Regions from separate parts of the Homo sapiens genome. Here regions 1 and 2 are each linked to region 3. The links are chromatin loops, found by intact Hi-C in ENCODE. Cell type or tissue: Calu3. All regions are shown on one strand. Region 1 has its middle 150 kb from the start of PHLDA1-AS1. Region 2 has its middle 10 kb from the start of PHLDA1-AS1. Region 3 overlaps LOC105369844 (a long non-coding RNA gene).

The links. Peaks named below come from ENCODE experiments on the same cell type or tissue, not always from the same donor. Only the 100,000 strongest peaks of a DNase experiment are listed, where the experiment ranks them.
Region 1: a loop joins it to region 3, with 2.0 times the contacts of the local background. A loop is called at or near these places in 2 of 110 quality-filtered maps.
Region 2: a loop joins it to region 3, with 4 times the contacts of the local background. A loop is called at or near these places in 9 of 110 quality-filtered maps.

Annotation. Positions count from the first base shown.
Region 1 is chr12:75,876,360-75,878,859 of GRCh38, forward strand. No RefSeq gene overlaps it. Among named protein-coding and RNA genes, the nearest start is that of PHLDA1-AS1, 150 kb to the right of the region's middle. In Calu3, no CTCF peak of the experiment used is centred here; no DNase peak of the experiment used is centred here.
Region 2 is chr12:76,019,256-76,021,755 of GRCh38, forward strand. No RefSeq gene overlaps it. Among named protein-coding and RNA genes, the nearest start is that of PHLDA1-AS1, 10 kb to the right of the region's middle. In Calu3, no CTCF peak of the experiment used is centred here; DNase peaks (open chromatin) are centred at 1,196 and 1,636.
Region 3 is chr12:75,765,598-75,768,097 of GRCh38, forward strand. All of the region lies in intron 1 of LOC105369844 (a long non-coding RNA gene), which reads right to left. Among named protein-coding and RNA genes, the nearest start is that of KRR1, 260 kb to the left of the region's middle. In Calu3, no CTCF peak of the experiment used is centred here; a DNase peak (open chromatin) is centred at 1,404.

The DNA of each region.
Region 1 (2,500 bases), 110 kb after region 3:
AATGGAAAATCAGACATTGTATGTTCTCACTGATAAGTGCGAGCTAAGCTATGAGGAAGCAAAGGCATAAGAATGATATAATAAACTCTGGTGTCTTGTGGGGACAGGTGGAAGGGGGGTTGAGAGATAAAAGACTGCACATTGGGTGCAGTGTACACTGTTCGGGTGATGGGAGCCCCAAAATCTCAGAAATCACACCTAAAGAACTCATCCATGTAACAAAATACCACCTGTTCCCCCAAAACTATTGAAATAATAATAATAATAAAAGAAAAAAGAAAAAATAAATATTTCCCTCATAGAAAATACTCTTCATGGTTTTCATACACAGCTCAGAAAGCTAAGTTAAAATGTACTTACTACTCACATCTTAAAACTTTACACACATGTGAGCATGTCCCAACTCTCAACTCACTGGACAGAGCAAGTGGGGAGCCTGCTGTGAGCCAAAAAGTATTTAGATAGGTCTCAATGAGCTTAGAAGTTTATTTTTCCCAGGATAAGGACGACATGCCCAAGAGAATAGAACACAGAATCACCGAAACAGTGCATGGTCTGTGCCTTTCTCCAAAGATGATTTTAAGGGCTTCCATATTTAAAGGGAAAAAGGGAGGGTGTGGTAACCCACATGTTGCAAGAGAAAAGGAGCAGGTTTGGTAATAGTCAATTATGTATTCATCTCAAGATAAGATGAACACAGAGTAGCTACCTGTGGTGATATTTAACCTTTTATCTGTAGCTATCTGCTTAGGAACAAAAGGAAAAGCAGTTTCTGGAGTGACTCAGCTTTCAGCTTAATTTTTTCCTTTTGGCATAGTGAATGGGGTCCTGAGTTTTTATTTTCCTTTCACACCAACCTCCACCCCAGGTGACATTCACTGTCCCCTCACAGGATCCCAAGTGTCCTTGGTGCCTACAATGGTAGGGTCTGACAACAGTGAGAGTGGTAGAGAAATTCCCAGCAACAGCAAGGGAGGAAACAAGGATTCTGTGTCTGCCAGAGAAGGAGGGAGGGGACAGCCTATTTGTGTGAAAAGAACACAGTAATAATTAATATGGTTAATTATTGCCCAAATCCCTTAGTAGACCAAGAGCCTCTCAAAAACTAGACTATATCTTATTAATCTATGTATTCAGAGAATCAATCATGGCACCTGGCACATAGTAGGCCGGGTGTTGGAGTAAGCAGAGCAGTTTTTGTATTATATGACATAGTAAAGAAAAAATTCCTGGTCCAACCCTCAGTCAGTGGTTCCAAAACTTCTCCAGAAAACTGCAATGTGAAATTTAACACTTCAGGGCAGGGGTGTGATTTGCAATTTCAGAATCACAAGCTGTACTGTTCTACTTCAAAATGTCACAATGGAAGAAAAAAAAATAAAATTAAAATCTTTTAAAATCGTTTATTTTAAGAAACAGGAGAAAAATCTACTCCCATTAGGAAGAGGTAAAACAACTGAGAATCCACGGAGATACGAACAAAACTGTTTTATAAAGATTTTGTACTGGGAAGTTATCTCAGTCATGAAACAGAAGCAAGCTGGCTTCAGCAAAGTCCCTGTAAAAGCGAGGAGTGGGGGAGCGTTCTGTGCAATCAGCCTCAACCTTCCTGCTCTCCCTGCAAACACATGTATTTTAAATGCAATGATTTTAGCAAGGGTTTGAGAACTGTTATTTGTTAGATGAAGACTATGTAATTAAACCCACCGTTCTGAAAGAAAAGCTTTGTGGGTACTTTTTTTTTTTTTTAATCTTCTGTGGCTGGGCTGGTAATTTTTTCCTGTCTCACACCTACTCAAAACCCAGGGGATTTGTCCTTGATGCCTGGCATGAATGTAATTACAGTACAGTTCTCTAGTGCATAGTTCAATCACAGCAGACAACTATTGATTTGTGTGTAAATCGGAATACATGTAATTTTCTCCAGACGAGGAGTTGTTAAAATGCATTAACAGCCTCGGGTTTCATGTTTTGGATATGGTGACAGTGGGGGTGTTGGTTGTTTTGCTTTATATTTTTCATTTTCTTTTTTTTCCTTTCCCCCAAGAACTGAGATAAGCTCTTTCTGAGCAGGAAAGCTCCACCGACTTGTTCTGACAAATTCCCATTCCAGTTTCACACTGGGTCACACGCAATCAGAAGAACAACGTAAGCAGGACTTCAGGGTGAGCAAAAAGGTTGAGGCTGATTGCACAGAACGCTTCCCCTCTCCTTGCTTTTACGGGGACTTTGCTGAAGCCAGCTTACTTCTTTTTCATGACTGAGATAACTTCCCAGGACAAAAAAATGTGTATTTATTTAATGATCCTAAAAGATTTTGTTTTCACATTTTTCTTTGAGTTGCAATAATAATAACACAAAATGTTCATTTTCTTCTTGTTTACACAAAACACTCTCTGATTGCTAAGAGACCACATAGTATAGTGGAAAAGGACAAAATTAGGCAGCTGAGAAGACCTGGGTATGATATCGGGTCTGTCTTGGCCCTGGGGAAGTCACA
Region 2 (2,500 bases), 250 kb after region 3:
ACACACAGACACACACACACACTCTGGTTTCTTTTGTGAATTTGCCTGTTTCCTGAAGTTTTGTTAATCCATGTGGATTATATTTGAAAAGGGTAAAACATGATTAACTTTTTTTTTTTTTTTTTTTGAGACAAGGTCTCACTCTGTTTTCCAGGCTGGAGTGCAGTGGTGCAATTAGAGCTCACTGTGTCCTCGAACTCCTGGACTCAAGTGGTCTTCCTGCCTCAGAGTCCCAGGTAGCTGGGACCATAGGTGTGTGCCATCACATCAGGCTGTGTTTTTTATTTTTTGTAGAGGCGGGTTCTCACTTTGTTGCCCAGGCTGGTCTTGAACTCTGACCTCAAGTGATCCTCCTGCCTCTGTCTCCCAAAGGGCTGATATTACGGGCATGAGCCACTGAGCCTGGCCATGATTCCATTTTTAAAACTATGGAATTAAACAGTTTACTTTCCATCTCAGTTTATACTTTTTGGGGAAAAGATGTGATGAATCTTTTCATCTAAATGCTGAAAAGACTATAAATGATGTCTGAATGCTTCGAGTGATTATTTGCAAGAATAACAACACCTTGGATTTATGGAAATTGTCTTTCAGGCTTTACAAAGCAGTGGTGCAGTATTGAAAGAGCATTAATTAAGAATCATGGAAACTGGAATTTGGTTCTAATCATGTCTTTAACTTTAACTGCCGGTGTGACCTTGGGTGGCTAACTGACACCTCCTCACATCATTTTTTTTTTCACTGTAAAATGGGGAAGGATGGATGCTACATCATCTAAACTTCCAAAATGCCATGATCAACTCTGATTTCAAACTCAGTATTTCTGCAGGTAGGAGAGAGATTATTGCCTAACATTTGTTAGAAAGCAAACTCAAACCAGGGTCCACCAGCTGTTAAGACAGCCATGAAGCTCAGGTCTTCCGGCAGCTACCTGGCACGACTTACAGGCATCAGGGATTTCATGTGAACCCCTGGCAATAATTACAATTATTCCGTAGTGAGCCAGCACATTGTGGCAAGGATTAAATGCTTTCTCACGCCTGCAAATGCAACCCATATACAAATGCAATCCACCTGAGGAGTCTCCTTTTCTGTCAGAAACTAAAAAAGTAAGTCACTGAATTGTTCTCCCACTGAGACCACAGTCATCCCCTCCAGCGGTGGTGTTGAAATGTGGCAACAGGAAGTTACAAAGGGACCTGGCACCACCACAGACCACTGCTTTGTCATAGGTGTTCGGGCAGGATAGGCCTCACCCTCAAAGCAGGACGCTCAAAGCTCTAAGGAAGCCACTCTGCCCAGGGCTGCTTCAAACACTTAGAGATCAGGTTCTGCACCAAAAAACTGACAAGCCCGCCTTCATATGCCATGAAAAGTTACTAGCAAGAAGAGTAAAAACAGTAATTATAATACACACACACATACACGCACACAATGTATATATTTGGGGGTTCCTTGGAAGGATCATTAAAGGCAGGTGTTTACCAACTACAGCCAACGAACTACAGCCAAGCTTTGTAGAAATGAACATTTCTTTAACAACTAAAAACCAAAAAAAAGAACTGTTACAAGTTTGGCTTCTTTGGCTGTGATTAGTCACAAAGCTGGTCTGCAGTTTTGAGGTCATGAGTCAGCTCTGACGGGGTAAGCCACACTACTGGTTACAATTTGCTATGGCAAAGTTCAAAATACTCGCAAAATAAGTCAACTGTATGAACTATCAGCTTCTGGAGAAAGCCAGTGGAGGATAGTAACATAATTAAAACTTTGAAACTCCCCAAGGGTCATTTCCTGTTTCTTTCTCCCCAGTACTTGAATACTCATTTATCAGTTGCTTTGGAAGCACAGGATGTCTGGTCTTAAAACACGGCAGTACGTGTTTGCTCACTCCATTATAAACGACTTTGGCAGTCCTTAAGAGTATACAACATAACCGCATTGACTATTTTTTCAAGTTTTCATTTCCGGAGCCTGACTAAATATCAAATGCTTCAGGTGAATGCTCTGGCAAAAAGCAAGCCGTTCTCACATCGACTCTATCTCAGAAGCAGCTAATTCTGACTCTGTGTCTGGGAGTAACGAAGGGGACCTCTTTATCCCTAGGTCCTGACAATCCCTTCAAGATAAAATAAGATTCTGAATAATCCTCAAACCAATTAAATTTGCCTATAGCGACAGTCTATCCCAGATCATCTAAATTTCCACAGTGTTGTGGCCTCCACTGGTGCCATCTTTGATAAACAGACTTACTTTGTAGGCAAGTAAGGCTAGAGCTCTAGAACACTCGCACCATGACGTTTATTTGATTATGGCCTTTCTATGTAGCTGGTGAGGGCTTCCCACCAGGTCTTTGAGAAAAAAAGCAAGTAAGGATATTTTGCTGAATAAATTCGTATGGCCAATGAGTTCAGTATTCAAGTTTTCCTCTGTCAATAATTCTGGATAGTTGGAATGTCGTGTTGACATGATTCCTTCTACTTTAACATAAGTATAAATTTGG
Region 3 (2,500 bases):
CTAATCTAGATTGCTCCTGTTAAGTGGGGTGAACACAAGATTGCTGGGTTTGCCAGGTTCTCATAACCCATTCATAGAAGACAGAGGTGTTTGTACTATCTTTCCGGGCAGTATAATTATCCTGAATGCCATCCATTTCACCTATGAAAAAATACTTCTATTATCCCTTGATCTCAATTTAGATAGTATTTCCAAGTGATTAGGTTATAATAACTCTCCTAGAATGTAGACTATAGGAGCTTGGAAATGCCACTTCATCACTTTTTGAGATTGTACCTATTTAGGATACTTTATCAACCTGCCAGTAGGATGTAGAGTTTGTCACTAACTGACACACATACATATCATATCATCTATGAAGAAGTATTTCAAATAAATTACAGGCGGTAGAACATGAGTTTCTCAGCACCACAATACTTACATGCACAAAAATCTAATTGAGTACAGAGAAGGGAAGGATATACTCAGCCTGGGGTGTTAGGGAAGCTTCACAAAGTAGGTTATATTTGAATGGAGTCTTGAAGTTTACCAGGGAGAAAAGGGAGTTGGGCATAAAGGAATCCCAGGCTGAAAGAACAGCTTGTATAAAAGCAGGAAGACAAAAGACAATCATGTGTGATCATGCATGTAGTGTAAGAAATCCAGGGCAGCTGAAACATGAAATGAGCAAGGAGGTAAGGGGAAAAGTGAATGACAGAACATGAGGTTCTACAAACAGCAGATAGCTTGGACTGCCTTTGATTTCTTCCTTTCCTTTTCTTTCCATCATCACCATAGCATGAGATAGTGGAGAGAATGGAGTACTCTCAGTTAGAATTTGTCACTTCTTGGTCATCCAGACTTGGGAAAGTGATCTGCTGGTACTCATTCACTAAAATGTTGATTCACAGACCTAGCTAATCACTGAATCAAAATACAGTTTCCCAAGCCCCATCCCACACCTCCCAAATCAGGCTCTCTGGAGGTGGCTCCTGTAATCTGTTCTTTTTAAATTCCTAATTTGCGAATCGCTGTCTTAAGTGCAGGAATTCGCCTTTGTTAAAAATCCTGTAAGTGGTTGTTATTTCTTTTGGCCTATTTCTTCCAAGAAGAAAAAGGAGAGAGAAGCAACCTGAAGAGTCTGAAATAGTTAAAACATAAAATCTTTAAAATCCTTTGGCCAAGTTGTGGCATTTGTAGGGGGAGGGAAAGATTATCCAAAGGTAAAAGACTTTTCTCCCTTTGAAGCTATATTGGTGTGATGTGAATCAAACCATTCATGCAGAGAACAAAAGCACTTTTGACTTCAGCAGCCAGTTAAGATGGTAACTTAAATAAACAGGGAGGAAAAGAGATATGACAAAAGGTCAACTTAGTCATAGCTTCTTGAGCTTCAACTGAAGCAGTGCCCAAGGCTGAACAGCTGAATTGAGTTGGCAATTATTCACCCTTCCAGAGGTTCCCAACCTGAAGTCACCAGACCTGTGAAGCCAAGTCAGAGGGAGGTCAGGAAACTATTTTCAATATTTCAAAATTTCTACTGGATTGCTTCTCAAAGTGTTGTTCAAGGAACAGTGAGGTCTAAACCACCTGAATGATAAGGACAACACTTGTTAAAAAATGAAGATTCCCACCCCAACAGATCATATTTTAGATTATTGGGTGTGGAAACTGGATATCTGTATTTCTTTATTTTTTAAAATTATTTATTTATTTATTTATTTATTTTTTGAGACAGACTCTCACTCTGTCACCCAGGTTGGAGTACAGTGGTACCATCTCGGCTCACTGCAACCTCCATCTCCCAGGTTCAAGTGATTCCCCTACCTCAGCCTCCTGAGTAGCTGGGATGCACCACCACGCCTGGCTAATTTTTGTATTTTTAGTAGAGACGGGATTTTGCCATGTTGGCCAGGCTGGTCTCGAACTCCTGATCTCAAGTGATCTGCCCGCCTTAGCCTCCCAAAGTGCTGAGATTACAGGTGTGAGCCACCGTGCCTGGCCCAGATCTGTATTTCTTTTTAAACACTAGAAGATTATGAAAGAACTAGTTTGTGATAAGGCTAAGAAAAATATATCTAACTAGCACCCCAATTTCCTCTTCTTTGGCTGAAACTACCAAATCATTATGGAGATTCTTTCCTATGAAGGAGTAAAAGACATACTATACCCAAATATGCCATATTGATTATTTCAAGCTGAAAACACTGGAAAATTGTAGTTTCAAGAAAAGGCTGACCTGTCTTTTCCTGTCAGGTGCAAGCCATAAAGATTTCTTTGAGACAGGTGCCTTCCCACTACCAGGACAAAAGAATAGTTCTTAACATTGGAGCCAGACTTGGCACTGCAACAGGACTGAATTAATTAACTCTGCCACTAGCTTTACACTCCATGTATATACCTCCTAGTGACTCCTCTAGAATTTACTACCCCAGGCAGATTTCTTTGTCCTGTCATTTCTTCACAAATTTATTTTTGTCTAAAAATTATAAAAGCTTTGGCCATTTCTTGGGACTTCACA